2 separate regions of the Homo sapiens genome follow, and region 2 is linked to region 1. A link is a contact called in ENCODE Hi-C or POLR2A ChIA-PET data. All regions are on one chromosome and are shown on one strand. Each heading gives the region's core, a stretch centred on a gene start or an enhancer-like site at or near the end of the contact. The rest is flanking DNA. Distances are from core to core; before and after follow the strand shown. Region 1 overlaps SLC22A1 (solute carrier family 22 member 1). Region 2 has its middle 19 kb from the start of SLC22A3.

The links. A loop is a pair of places that touch in the nucleus more often than their neighbours do. ChIA-PET counts read pairs that join two places held with the same protein, here RNA polymerase II (POLR2A). Pooled maps may share reads with other maps.
Region 2: a map of tibial artery shows a loop between it and region 1 (2.5-fold over the local background). The contact joins two enhancer-like sites. A Hi-C loop is called at or near these places in 1 of 168 maps with a recorded cell type or tissue (tibial artery), 1 of 37 single-sample maps with no recorded cell type and 2 of 50 pooled maps. POLR2A ChIA-PET finds 5 or more read pairs at or near these places in 1 of 52 experiments (IMR-90).

Annotation. Positions count from the first base shown.
Region 1 is chr6:160,137,120-160,143,305 of GRCh38, forward strand. It overlaps SLC22A1 (solute carrier family 22 member 1), which reads left to right. Exons shown (of 11, transcript NM_003057.3): 7 at 2,534-2,748. Among named protein-coding and RNA genes, the nearest start is that of SLC22A1, 18 kb to the left of the region's middle. Within about 2 kb of position 4,005, at least 8 of the 41 ENCODE cell types and tissues checked have a DNase peak (open chromatin) inside an H3K27ac peak, as active enhancers do; they include tibial artery, where a contact is called at or near this core.
Region 2 is chr6:160,325,815-160,332,000 of GRCh38, forward strand. No RefSeq gene overlaps it. Among named protein-coding and RNA genes, the nearest start is that of SLC22A3, 19 kb to the right of the region's middle. Within about 2 kb of position 2,842, at least 3 of the 41 ENCODE cell types and tissues checked have a DNase peak (open chromatin) inside an H3K27ac peak, as active enhancers do; they include tibial artery, where a contact is called at or near this core.

The sequences.
Region 1 (6,186 bases), core at 2,755-5,254:
ACGCTTTGCACATTCCAGGGGTCTGCATGCTCCCCCAGCTGCTGTCACGAGCAGGAATCCCCTGCCCTGCTCCCTAGGAGGATGCTGGCTCACCTCCTCCGCACAAGGGCTTTCCCCTCAGCATACAGTGAGGGCCCCCCAACTGCACTCTGGGCCTGGCCCCTTCAGCGGGAGCAGCTCCGCTACCCAGGCACACTTGTTTGCTCTTCTATGTGAGGTTTTATTGGAACAAAGAGTTTGTAGTAAGTCAGTGCCTGGCATATTGCAGACCCTAAATCAATATTTGCTGAAAGTTGAATGAGTAAACACTGTGCCCCAGAATCTGTCCAGGTTCAGTGTGTCCTGTCCTGCCTCAACCTTCACCCTCCCTGTCTCCGAGTTTGCCGCTGGGGTCCTGCACCCAGCCACATGCTGGGCCCGTGAACCTTTGCAAATAGCCCCATGTACCTGGTGGGTTTCCATGGATACTCAGTGTTGAACTCAGCATGGAGGCTGGGACTGGCCGCTGCAGTGGAAGTAACTGCCCGCTCTGCTACGCTGTTCAGCTCCCCTCCCCAGCTCCGAGACTCCCCACAAGGCAGTGTTCTTGACTCTTCTGTTCTGTTACCCCCACATCCAGTCCTCTGGCAAGTTCCATCAACTGGCTTGGAAATGCCTTCAGAACCTGCTGCCTCCCATCTTGGGCACCCTGGGTTCCCTTGCTGGGGTTGTAGTAGCCCTGTCCTTGGCACTAATTCTTTGTATAAATGTCAGCTGTCTCATGGACAGTTCTGCAGCATCTCTTACCTGCATTACTGTAGGCACCTTCTGGGTGGCCTGCTGGCTTTACCCATGCCCCTCGGTGCTCCACAAAGCAGGCAAAGGCATCCCTTAGAGCTCAACAGACCTTGTCTCTCCCTGTTTACCCTCTGCTGGCTTCCTAATCACTGAGAATAAAGCCAGATCCTTTTCTGTGGCCCACAAGGCCTCACGCCTTTGGCCCCTGAACGCCCTTTTCTACTGTCCTGCTGGTTGTCATGACTGAGACTCGAAAGGTCTGTCCACCATGTCCTGGCTGTGTGACCTTCCAAAGGGCCTTAATCTCTCCGTGACTCAATTTCCCCCTCAGTAATGGGAGAAGTGATAGTACCTATCTCACAGATGTGTTGGGAGGATTAAGGAGATTATATGTGTAAATGACATAGAAGAGGGTACAGCATCCATGCAGGAAATGTTCAATGTCAATGTGGTTTTTTTTGTTATTTTAATACACACATGCAATTCATGAGCTCTGCCCACAGGTGGCAGCCCGGCACATTTGTTAACTGGCTTGTTGACAGGAAAATCAAGGTTACACGTTCCTTTCTCTTAAACCAGTTTCTTTATCAGTAATATGACTGCTGTCTTTAACTGGCTAAATGGTACAGAGGCACTCAGGCTAACCTCAACTCCTTGAGTTGCAGGCAAGCACCTTGTTTCTTGTTCTCTTGACCCTTTGTCCAATCAGGAATAATTTAGGACTAGAAACAAAAGCATCCCAATGCTTCTTTAGGCGAAATTTTATCAAAGAAGGATACATTCCTTAGCAACATGCATTTTCATCTCAGTTTTGGAGCTGATAGGCAATCTGCATGCTGGGATGAGACAGTAATTTCTTATTGACCCAAATCTGTTCTCACAATGTAAATATGACTGTAAAAGCTTTCTAGCTTCCAAATGATATTTTCCCCCCGAAGTGACACATGAGGCACCCTACATTTTGGCTCAGGTGAGAGTGATTTAGCTAGGCCTCGGGTCTGTGTGCCATATGCTGTAATGTTGCTACATTTTCTCAAATATGGACGGAGGGGGTGTGCAGTGAATGGAAGAGCGTAGGTGAATCAATAGCGCCCACTAAGGACAGCACAGTAAAGGGCCGGGAATGCCATGGTGCGGTTGGAAAGACCTGGCCCATGCCTCTGTCTGTTGTGCCCTGAGTCTTCTGAGTGCCCTGAGTGCATACTGTGTGCTGGGAACTATAATTGGCACTTTTGTACGCTAATTCAGTGAGTACTCAAGACAAACAGATGTGGGAGGTACTATTACAATCCCATTTACAGACGAGGGAACTGAGGCCCAGAGAGGTTAGTTAACTTCCTCAAGGTGACACAGCTCATAAAGCAATCCGACACCTGGCCCCTTACTTCCTGGTCTCTCCTGCCCACCTCCTCGTAGGCCTGTTGGGGTGTCAGATGAGGTACGCACGTGCAGGGCTTGGTGCAGAACCAGACATTTAAATCTGCAGTGAACAGTAGCCATCCTCACGTGCAGTCTCCAGGAGACTTGGAGGCATATCCTACAAGTCAGACTCTCACATCTATCATGAAAAAAATGTATCATTGGGGCCCTTCTAGGACACTCTTTCTCATTTTTACTCCCCTCTTCTCATATTGCTCTAGGGCATTCTAAACCCAGTGATTCATGCTCTTTCTCCATCTGCGAGGGGCTTTTTTTTTTTTTTTTTTTCTTCAGTCTCTGACTCATGCCTTTGACTTGAAACCTCCTCTTGGCTCAGGTTCACGGACTCTGTGCTCTATCAGGGGCTCATCCTGCACATGGGCGCCACCAGCGGGAACCTCTACCTGGATTTCCTTTACTCCGCTCTGGTCGAAATCCCGGGGGCCTTCATAGCCCTCATCACCATTGACCGCGTGGGCCGCATCTACCCCATGGCCATGTCAAATTTGTTGGCGGGGGCAGCCTGCCTCGTCATGATTTTTATCTCACCTGGTAAGTTGGTAAGTTGTCTGCTTTCATCATTTCCCAGGCAATCGAAGTGTGGGGAAAGTGTTGTGACTCTTTGATAAGCCTCTGGAATGAGAACAAAGATGAGGTGCTACCTTTGTCTACAAAGTTTTTTTAGATTTTAAATTGAGGGGCCGTGCACAGTGGCTCATGCCTGTAATCACAGTACTTTGAGAAGCCAAGGCAGGTGGATCACCTGAGGTCAGGAGTTCAAGACCAGCCTGGCCAACATGGTGAAACCCCATCTCTACTAAAAATACAAAATTAGCCGGGCTTGGTGGCGGGCGCCTGTAATCCCAGCTACTTGGGAGGCTGCTTGAACCCAGGAGGCGGAGGTTGCAGTGAGCCGAGATCGCACACTCCAGCTTGGGAGACAGAGTACAACTCCATCTCCCAAAAAACAAACAAACAAACAAACAAAAAAACCCCCAAAAACAGCAAAAAAAAAAAAAATTAAATTGAGTTTTAACATACATACAATCAGCAAACTATAAGTGCATGACTCCATGAGTTTTTAAAAATGTGTACACCCGGGCAGCATGATCCACGTAAAGATGGGGAACCTTTCCAACTTCTCCAAAGCCTCCCTCAGGCTCCTTCACAACAACCCCTGCCACCCCTCCAAGGTCACCACTACTCTGCCCTTTGTCAGCACAGATTGTGCCTGTTCTTGAGCTTCATATAGATGGCACCATACCAAATATACTGTTTTTGTTATTGTTGTTGTGTTTTGAGACAGAATCTTGCTCTGTTATTCAGGCTGGAGTTCAGTGGTGCAATCACAGCTCACTGCAACCTTGAACTCTTGGGCTCAAGGGATCCTCCCGCCTCAGCCTCCTCAGTAGCTGGGACTACAGGCGTGAGCCACTATGCCCGGTTAATGTTTTTATTTTTTGTAGAGATGGGGTCTTACTATGTTGCCCAAGCTGGTCTCAAACTCCTGGGCTCAAGCAATCCTCCCACCTCAGCCTTTCAAAGTGTTGGGATTATAGGCATGAGCCATTCATCATTGCACCTATGAGACCCACCCATGTTGTCACATGAGAGTGTAGTTGGTACTTCAAACAAAATTATTGTGTAGGATTCCACTGTATGAATATGACACTCTGCATCCCTTCCACTGTTGATTGTCACTTGTGTTGCTTCCAATGTTTGCCACTTATTGGGACTAAAATCATCCTTGCACGTATCTTTGGGCAGGCACATGCTTTCATTTCCCTTGGGTACAGGTCTGTGAGTACACTTGCTGGGTCCCAGGGAGGCATATGTTTAGCTCTAGCAGACACTGCCAAACAGCTTTCCAAAGTGGTTAGACCATTTTATACTCCTCCCAGGAACACATGGGAGCTCCGATTACTCCAGATCCTCCCAACACTTGATCTGGCTCATCTTTTTAAGAGTGGCCATTTTGGTGGATGTATACTTTAGTCTGTAATTCTTACAATCAAAGATAAACCAAGCTACATTTAAACCTAAAGCAGATTAACTTCAGTCAGTTTTAATTTGAGTACGTAAATTGCCTTTCACATTCATTGCTCTTGGATATGTTGTAAAATAAATACAAGGGCAGATCTGCTCTTTTCTCAGTTTTTACTGCGTGTGCTCTGCACTTGCTGATTTAGTGAGTCATTTTGGCAGGCTTTCGTGCAGGGTATTGTAGAGACTGTTCTGTGAAATCTGTATGCCCAAGAACTAGGCTGTGTAGATCAGGCTGGAAAGAAAAAGGGTTGGGGAAAGAAAGCTCAGTTTTCTTTTCCCTTTTTTTCATGGAGAAAGAACAGAGAACACAGGAAAAGGGGCAGCATGGATCTGAAATAGATTTTGCTCACTTTCTTCCCAATCTCTCTGTTTCTGGAATCCTGGGTAAGATGTGATGGATGGGCATACTTTTAAAAAGTTCACAGCACTGAGTGCCAAGAAGGAGGGCCATCGAGGGCTAAGTCCATTCAGTTGTCACCTGGACAGAGCCCAGGCATCGTCCCCTCCCCAGCCCCCTCCTCCCAGCTCCTGTCCTCCCCTCGTCCCTCTGTCTTAGTCCTTATCACATTTTAGGACAGTCATTCATTCAACCCGCAGGAAATATCTCCAGGCCTTCTATATGGCTGGCAGGTATCTAGGTCCTAGGATTTCAACCATGAGCGAAGCAGAGAGAGTTCCTGCTCCATGGAGCTGACATTCCAGAGGGAAAAGAGAAGGATGTCAGTGCTTTCTACAATGGGCACGGGAGGCCTGAAGAGGCCTAAATGAAGTGGGAAGAGCCATGTAAAAATCTGGGGAGAGTTTTCTGACACGTGCAAGGCCCTTGGGGTGAGAAGAATGTGGCATTGGAGGGACTGCTCGGGATCTAGGGACAAGGGTCAGGCGAGCTCGTGGGGAGCAGTGGAGTGAGGCGTGGAGTGAGTTGGGAAGTAGCCAGCTGTGGACTTTATCCCAAGAGTGGTAGGAAACCACTGGTGGCTTTGAGCAGGGGTGGACTTGACCCAACTCCAGTCTGAACTGGGTCCCTCTGGCTGCTGTGATGAGCGGCCCTGGGGGTGCAGAGTGGAGGCATGTTCAGTTCTCTGAGGCCAGGGATGCTGTTTACCTCTGGTCAAGCATCACCAGGCTAAAGACCTGTGAATGAGGACCTCCCTCGAGGCATTGGAGTGAACTCCTTGCCTTTTATCTTTTAGAAGCTAGATGAGGTGTGGTCCTTAACAGAAGGCTCAGCTTGGCTTCTCTATCAGGGCTGAGAGCTCCAGGAGGCAGAGAGACTGTGTTGCACCCATGAGACGGGTGAGGGGCACTCTCATTTGGACCCTCACACTGGCTGAGTGAGATGATACAAGATTTCCATAAATAGCCAGTATCTGGGGACAAGGGTCAAGCTGACATCGTGTCTGTGACCCCAGAGGCCTTTATAGTGAGCTGGTGTGTCACAGGGTTACTTGCATTTCAGTGCTGGGGGTAACCCATGCAGAGCAGATGATGGTGGTTATTAAGGATCTGAGCTTCTTTCCAATGAAGCCAAATTCTTTGATCATTCTCAATAGGGAGAGGGCTTTCTGGGCCTTCAGGTGGTCGAGAACCCCACAGCAGCCTGCCAGCGTGAAACAAGGGCTCGCTTCCCTCATTCTCAGCCTCTGAGACTATTATGAAAGGTGTTTTGGTTAAAACTGTATTGGAAACAAATATTAAATTGAGGATTAGAAATCTGTTTTGTTAGTTTGAGAACTACTACTAGAGGGATTATGTTTATTGAGTGCTTTCTGTGTTTCAGGCACTGAACTAGAATGGATACTATCATATAATAAATAAAAAGCCAACTTTAAAATTCTGTGGTCACAGTGGACATTTGACATACATCAGCTCTAAGTCTCATGATGATCTATAAGCTGGGTGTCATTATTCCCATTTTACAGCCCAGGAAACCAAGCTGAGATT
Region 2 (6,186 bases), core at 1,592-4,091, 190 kb after region 1:
AAGGTAGAGAATCCAGCCCTGTATTTGCAAAGTGCTGTGATGGACGGGCCTCTAGGCCAGCGCAAAGAATGACTAATGCTTTTTTGGATGTGTGTGCCCCGGCCGGCCCCCCCACCCTGCTTCTCCTCCAGGCAGCACCCTTGCCTTTGGCCAATGTGGACTGCAGGGAGCCGGTGTGGACGGTGGGGTCAAAGCCTGGGGGAAACCAGCTTGGTCTGAGAATGCCTTTGTGGCTGGCCTTGCCACCTCTCCTCTCCCTGACATGAAGCTGATATATCCTTAGGGCCATTTGTTCCTTTCTTCAGAACACTGATCACAGTGGACACTCTCATTTATTTGTGTGATAATTGTCCTATTTCTGGCTCTTTGAAGGTCATGGGTAACTGGGGGCTGGTTTTTTTCTCATTGTTTCAATTCTCATGCATATTAATTAGTCCCTTAAAAAGTATTCATTGTCTGATAACTAAATAAATAAATTGATTTACTCTTTTCTGTGAAGACATTGGCTACTATGGCTATTTTGAAATATAAGGGAATAAATATATTTAGCCAAGAAAAAGCCATGAAACATACTTTCCAATTACAGATAATATTCATCCTAAATATGTAACTGTAATTTCTCAAGGAATGAAAAAAATTATTTTAAAAAACTCTTGACCAGACACGGTGGCTCATGCCTGTAATCCCAGCACTTTGGGAGGCCAAGACGGGAGGATTGTGAGGTCAGGATATCGACACCATCCTGGCTAATACCCCGTCTCTACTAAAAATACAAAAAATTAGCCAGGCGTGGTGGCGGATGCCTGTAGTCCCAGCTACTCAGGAGGCTGAAGCAGGAGAATGGCATGAACCCAGGAGGCGGAGCTTGCAGTGAGCATAGATTGCGCCACTGCACTCCAGCCTGGGTGACAGAGCAAGACTCCATCTCAAAAAAAAAAAAAAAAAAAAAAAAAGAACAAAAACTCTTAAAAGGATGTAAGTTTATATTTATTAAAATATATTTTTCTCACGTGGCATGTTTTATTCTGAAACTCAGGGCATCATCTTGTTTTAGATGCACGTGTTAACACCTCAGTTCTGTGTTCTGATCCAATCTGAGTGAACGGGAAAATTTAACCCATTCACTTTAAATATAATAAAGTGAAGGAGTGATGAAAGAATGCCAACAAGGACAGGCTGTGTTCTGTTCAAAAGAAGGTGAAGTTGTCTGAGATTACAGCAGCCTGATTTTGTCAATTTCCCCATTGCTAAGGCCCCAGTCCCCTTCCAGTTTCCAACTGAGGCCCACAGCACTTTTGACTGAGCCCAGTTGATTTTTCAGAGTCACCAGCCTCCTTCCCTGAGATAATCCCCTCCCTCCATCTTTTCCTCCCATTTCCTGGCACCCAGAACTTTCACATTTCATCCTGTATCAAAATGGTGTGCTCAGAAAAGGATGCAACTTTCAAAGGCCTAGAGTGACCAGCTTAGCAACTGAGAGGCTTAGCAGCTTCTCAGGAACTTACATTTAAGCTTTGAGACGAATTATGGAATCAACACCTTTGTTTCCAAGTAAAAAATTTTCTAGATCAAGCAAGCGATATTTTGGAGATTAAACTGTAACTACAGTTTAGCATACTGATACTTTTTAAACAAATAGCAATATCATGAGTTTTCACATTATTATTATTATTGTTATTATTATTATTTTGAGATGAAGTCTCGCTCTTTCACCAGGCTGGAGTGCAGTGGCGCGATCTCAGCTCACCACAACCTCCGCCTCCCAGGTTCAAGCAATTCTCCTGCCTCAGCCTCCCTAGTAGCTGAGAGCTTTTCACATTATTAAAGATTCTTTGAATACAGGATTCCAGACATAGATATTTTATTGGACTTCCCCTCAAACAGAGACTTATTAAGAATCCAGTCCAGGCATGGTGGCTCATGCCTGTAATTCCAGCACTTTGGGAGGCCGAGGGTGGTGGATCACTTGAGGTCAAGAGTTTGAGACCAGCCTGGCCAACATGGTGAAACCCTGTCTCTACTGAAAATACAAAAATTAGCTGGGCATGGTGGTGTGTGCCTGTAGTCCCAGCTACACAGGAGGCTGAGGCAGGAAGAACTTCTTCAACCCAGGAGGCAGAGGTTGCAGTGAGCCGAGATGGTGCCACTGCACTCCAGCCTGGACAACAGAGCGAGACTCCATGTGAAAAAAAAAAAAAAAAAAAGAATCCATTTGGTTGATCCCAAGAATCCCATAAACAAGACAGTGTCTGAATTGTGAAGCTATATTAGCCTCCACAACACTGTTCAGTTGATTTGCTTATTACAAAATGAGAAAAGAGGGCATACTTTCTCCCCAGGCCCCTAGGCAAGATTTGGTCACAGCACATAGCAAAGGGAATTTCTCTTTGGTGACTATTCAACAGGATGAATTCCTGCTATCTATGATCAGCTACGTATTGACATCAGGGAGGGTTCGGGGCACAGAATGCTCTCAGTGCTTCATTTTGGCTACATATCTCCCTCTATCAAGTTTCTAGTGTCAGAACAAAATTTGTAGACATTGCTTGGATGATCCAGATAATTAACTGGCAACGCTGAAATTCCCAAAAAATAAAGGCTTTTGTGCTACTGTCTTCTACAACAATACAATGATCAAAATGCATAGCAGGAGCAACTGGTAAATGAAAAGGAAAACAAAACTTTAGGTCAGGTATTCCAGTGTGTCCTTGGGACACCTCAGTGAGCATGTGGCCTCTATGTGCACATTAACTGCTTCTTACATCACAAGGAATTTACTGACATCCTTCACTGAAGGTCAAGATCATGCGGCTTCTGGTAGCCTCGCCACATGGTGCCAGGAGTCTCCAGTCATGGAGTTCATAATGGAGCCCCTCCCGCAGGGGCTGGCAATGCCACAGAAAGTTTTCTCAGGCTATTTTGGGAATCGTATTCCCAGCGAGAAATGAGGAAGGCAGACTCACGTGAAACTGGAAAGGATGTGGGGAGAAAATAACTTACTAAACGTCGTGGGGCTGGAAAGGAAGAAGGAGTACACAAGTTCAGGCTTATTATTATTATTTTTTTAATGGGAGAAAGGCTGTAGGAGTCATTCTGTGTACTCACCTGGGTCCTGAGGGAGGAGCTGTGCTCACAGGTGTGGTGTGGATGCATGGCACTCATGTTCCCACCCTCCTCCCAATCCGGCTAGATGTCCTGGCAGACCCCAGACTGGGTTTATGTTTGTGGAGTTTATGGGACTTTAGTTATTGGCTAAAAGAGGAAAATTTCAGGAAATGAAGTGTTTTAGTGCCTCCAAAAGAAGCCAGGAGCAGTGGCCAATGCTGGAGCTGGGATGGCGTCCGTCCTGCCAGACCTGAGGTTTGGAGTGCCTGGGGGAAAGGGGACAAACTGGAAACTGAAGGAACTCTGTGCAAGACTCTGAGACGTGGAGCAGAAGCTTCATGGCCAGGTGGCAAGACAATGCAGAGCCACCTGGAAGCCAGCTCATCCACCCTCCACCCGGAGGTCCAGGACCAGGGCTCTGGTGCCCTGACAGCTCCAGGCAGCACAGAGCCAGACAGGAGAAGGGTGGAGGCAGCCACCTGCTTAGGGACATACTAGCTGCAGGGCCGATGGGGACACTCAGGACCCCAAAGCAGGACCACAGGTCAGGCTCACTTCGGAGGGTGCAGGGAGGCCCCGCCATGGTGGGGAGGCCTGTGGGGTGGTGGGAGGCAGGCTGGGAGCTGATTCAGCGGGTAAGAGCGGAAAGCCCTCAGCCCTCATAACATAGGCAGACCTGCCAAAATAATATCATTTCCTCCTAAAGGCTGGAGAGCCCTAGAACATTCAGTCTAGATTCTCATATCAAAAGCAGTTGTGTGGGCTTATCTTAAGAGACCCTGATGAGATGGAATACAACCATTCTCCCTTGAGGGAAAAAACAAAACAAAACACAAATAGGCACTCTGTGTGTCAGGGTGAAGTTTAGGGGCTTCTTTTAAATAGTCCTCCCCTTCTGGCCCCCCAAAATCCCCAGGAACTGAATCTGCATCATAGAAAGTAGTTCCATGAGGCCAGTGCCTCCTGCGGGCAACCTGCCCCCAAGCCTCACCCTCAAAAAAATGTTAAACACAAAACATCAAGAACAACACTTAAATTGAGGCCTGGTTTGGGCAAAAGACTCTAGCTGTTTGCCATGGGAAGGCTTCCTTCCTTTCCGTATTTTTAGAGGACAAAGAAGGAAAAAGGATTCTACCTTTATTTTTATATCAAAACATATTTTTTCCAGGGGCAATGTAGTAGGCTGAACAGTATATCAGCGCAAAAGATACATCTACACCCTCACCCTTGGAAGCTCTGAATGTGATTTTATTTGGAAAATGGGTCTTTGAAGATGTAATTAAGTTAAGGATCTCAACATGAGCTTATCCTGAATTATGCAGGTGGATCCTAAATTCAATGCCAAGTGCCTGAGCTGCACAGAGGAGAGAAACACAGGGAGAAGAGGAGAAGGCCATGGGGAGATGGAGGCAGAGAAGGGAGCCATGCAGCCACAAGCCCAGGAATGCCTGCAGCCACAAGAAGACAGAAGAGGCTGGGAACAGACCCTCCCCTAGAGCCTCAGGAGAGAGAACAGTCCTGTTGACACCTTGATCTTGGGCTTCCGTCCTCCAGAACTATGAGATAATAGAGGTCTGTTGTTTTGAGCCAGGAACTGGGTCTTCTTTACATTTTAGCCTACACTCTTCATCCTTCCCTGTCATTCAGTCCTGTTCAGGAGACGGCAAAAAGCTTTCTGATGTTTTTATTTGTGACTCTCCCTCAAAGCTAATTAACACAAGAGTGAACACTGAAATAACTGAAGTTTGAACTGAGTAGCCGAAGAAATGAAATACATTGTGAGAAGCCTCAGTTTCAAATGCCAGCAGCCCCACCAGAGGACTTGGCTGATGACAGGCATGCCTGAAGTTCGGTGAGATTTATTATACCATTCAGGAATGGCCCATTTCACCATCCCCATGGGAACTCTTAACACTTTTGAAGTCGGGGGAGGCATAAAAAACGTTAGAAGCTCAGAGATGGGGGAAAGCTGGTATTCTTGTCACACATGGTTGAGTCAGGAGACACCGCCCAAGGTTCCTAGGACAAGAAATCAAGATTTAATAACTTTATTTAAACACATAACTCAAAATTATCTGTAGCAGTAAAACACTTAGAGGACTATAGGGAAAAATTGATTATGTTTTTCAGAAAGGAGTCACTAGATACTATCAAGGGTTACTAAACAAGAAACAGAAGCCTAGGCTTATTATTCCACATTACAGCAGTAACTTTCAAGAGGACTGAAAACTGAAATTATTAAAAAATGGTCAACCCTGGGAAGTGGCACTGAGGAAGGGGAAGGGTTTGTGAAAGTCGTCAAAATCAAAATGGAGTCACTTGTGTTAAACAAAACAAAACACCCTGACAGACAGAACTGGGAAGGCAATGAAGAGAGGGTTCTTACACTTTGTATGCCTGATAACAAAACTCTCACAAAAGATTCTGCAGAAACCACAACCTTGCACAAAGGCCATTGCAACTTACACAGAAAATACTTCTGCGGGGACATCTGTTTAGCAGCTGCCTGTCCAACCTTGGACAGACGTCAGCCTTGTGATTGATCCTTGTAGCCAAGGATAATCATTTGAAAGCAAGTGTGTCATCCTCTTAATCTTTCCTTTAAAAACCTGTCTTCCTTTACCTCCCTGAATATGCATATAGTTTACCACGGTGCACGTATTCCCACTGCAATGCCCTAGTCCTGAGGAAGCCTCTTTTTCCTTTAGAGAGCCTCTGTTATTTAAGGTGACAAGTTGCATGATAGGCTGTTGTTTTCCATATTTCCTTTTATATCATTTAGTTTTCATATGCATGTATTATTTTAACGAAATGTTTCAAAATAAAGTAATCCAACAGTAAAATATGTTTCCAAAGTAGAGATGGAGGGAGAGTGAAGAAGGAGTAGAGGAGGCTGGAGAGCCATAGAATGGGGCCCCTCTTTCCTAGTCCCGGGTATCAGGTACCAGCTCCCAGAGAGGACAACTTGTAATGGACTGCAGAGTTCCCAAAAGGTCTCTGGTGTCACAGGGCCCCTGCTTGTGCCTATGCCTGAGGGCCCACATTTCATAAGCCACCTTTGGCACACTGGGGAGCGTCCAT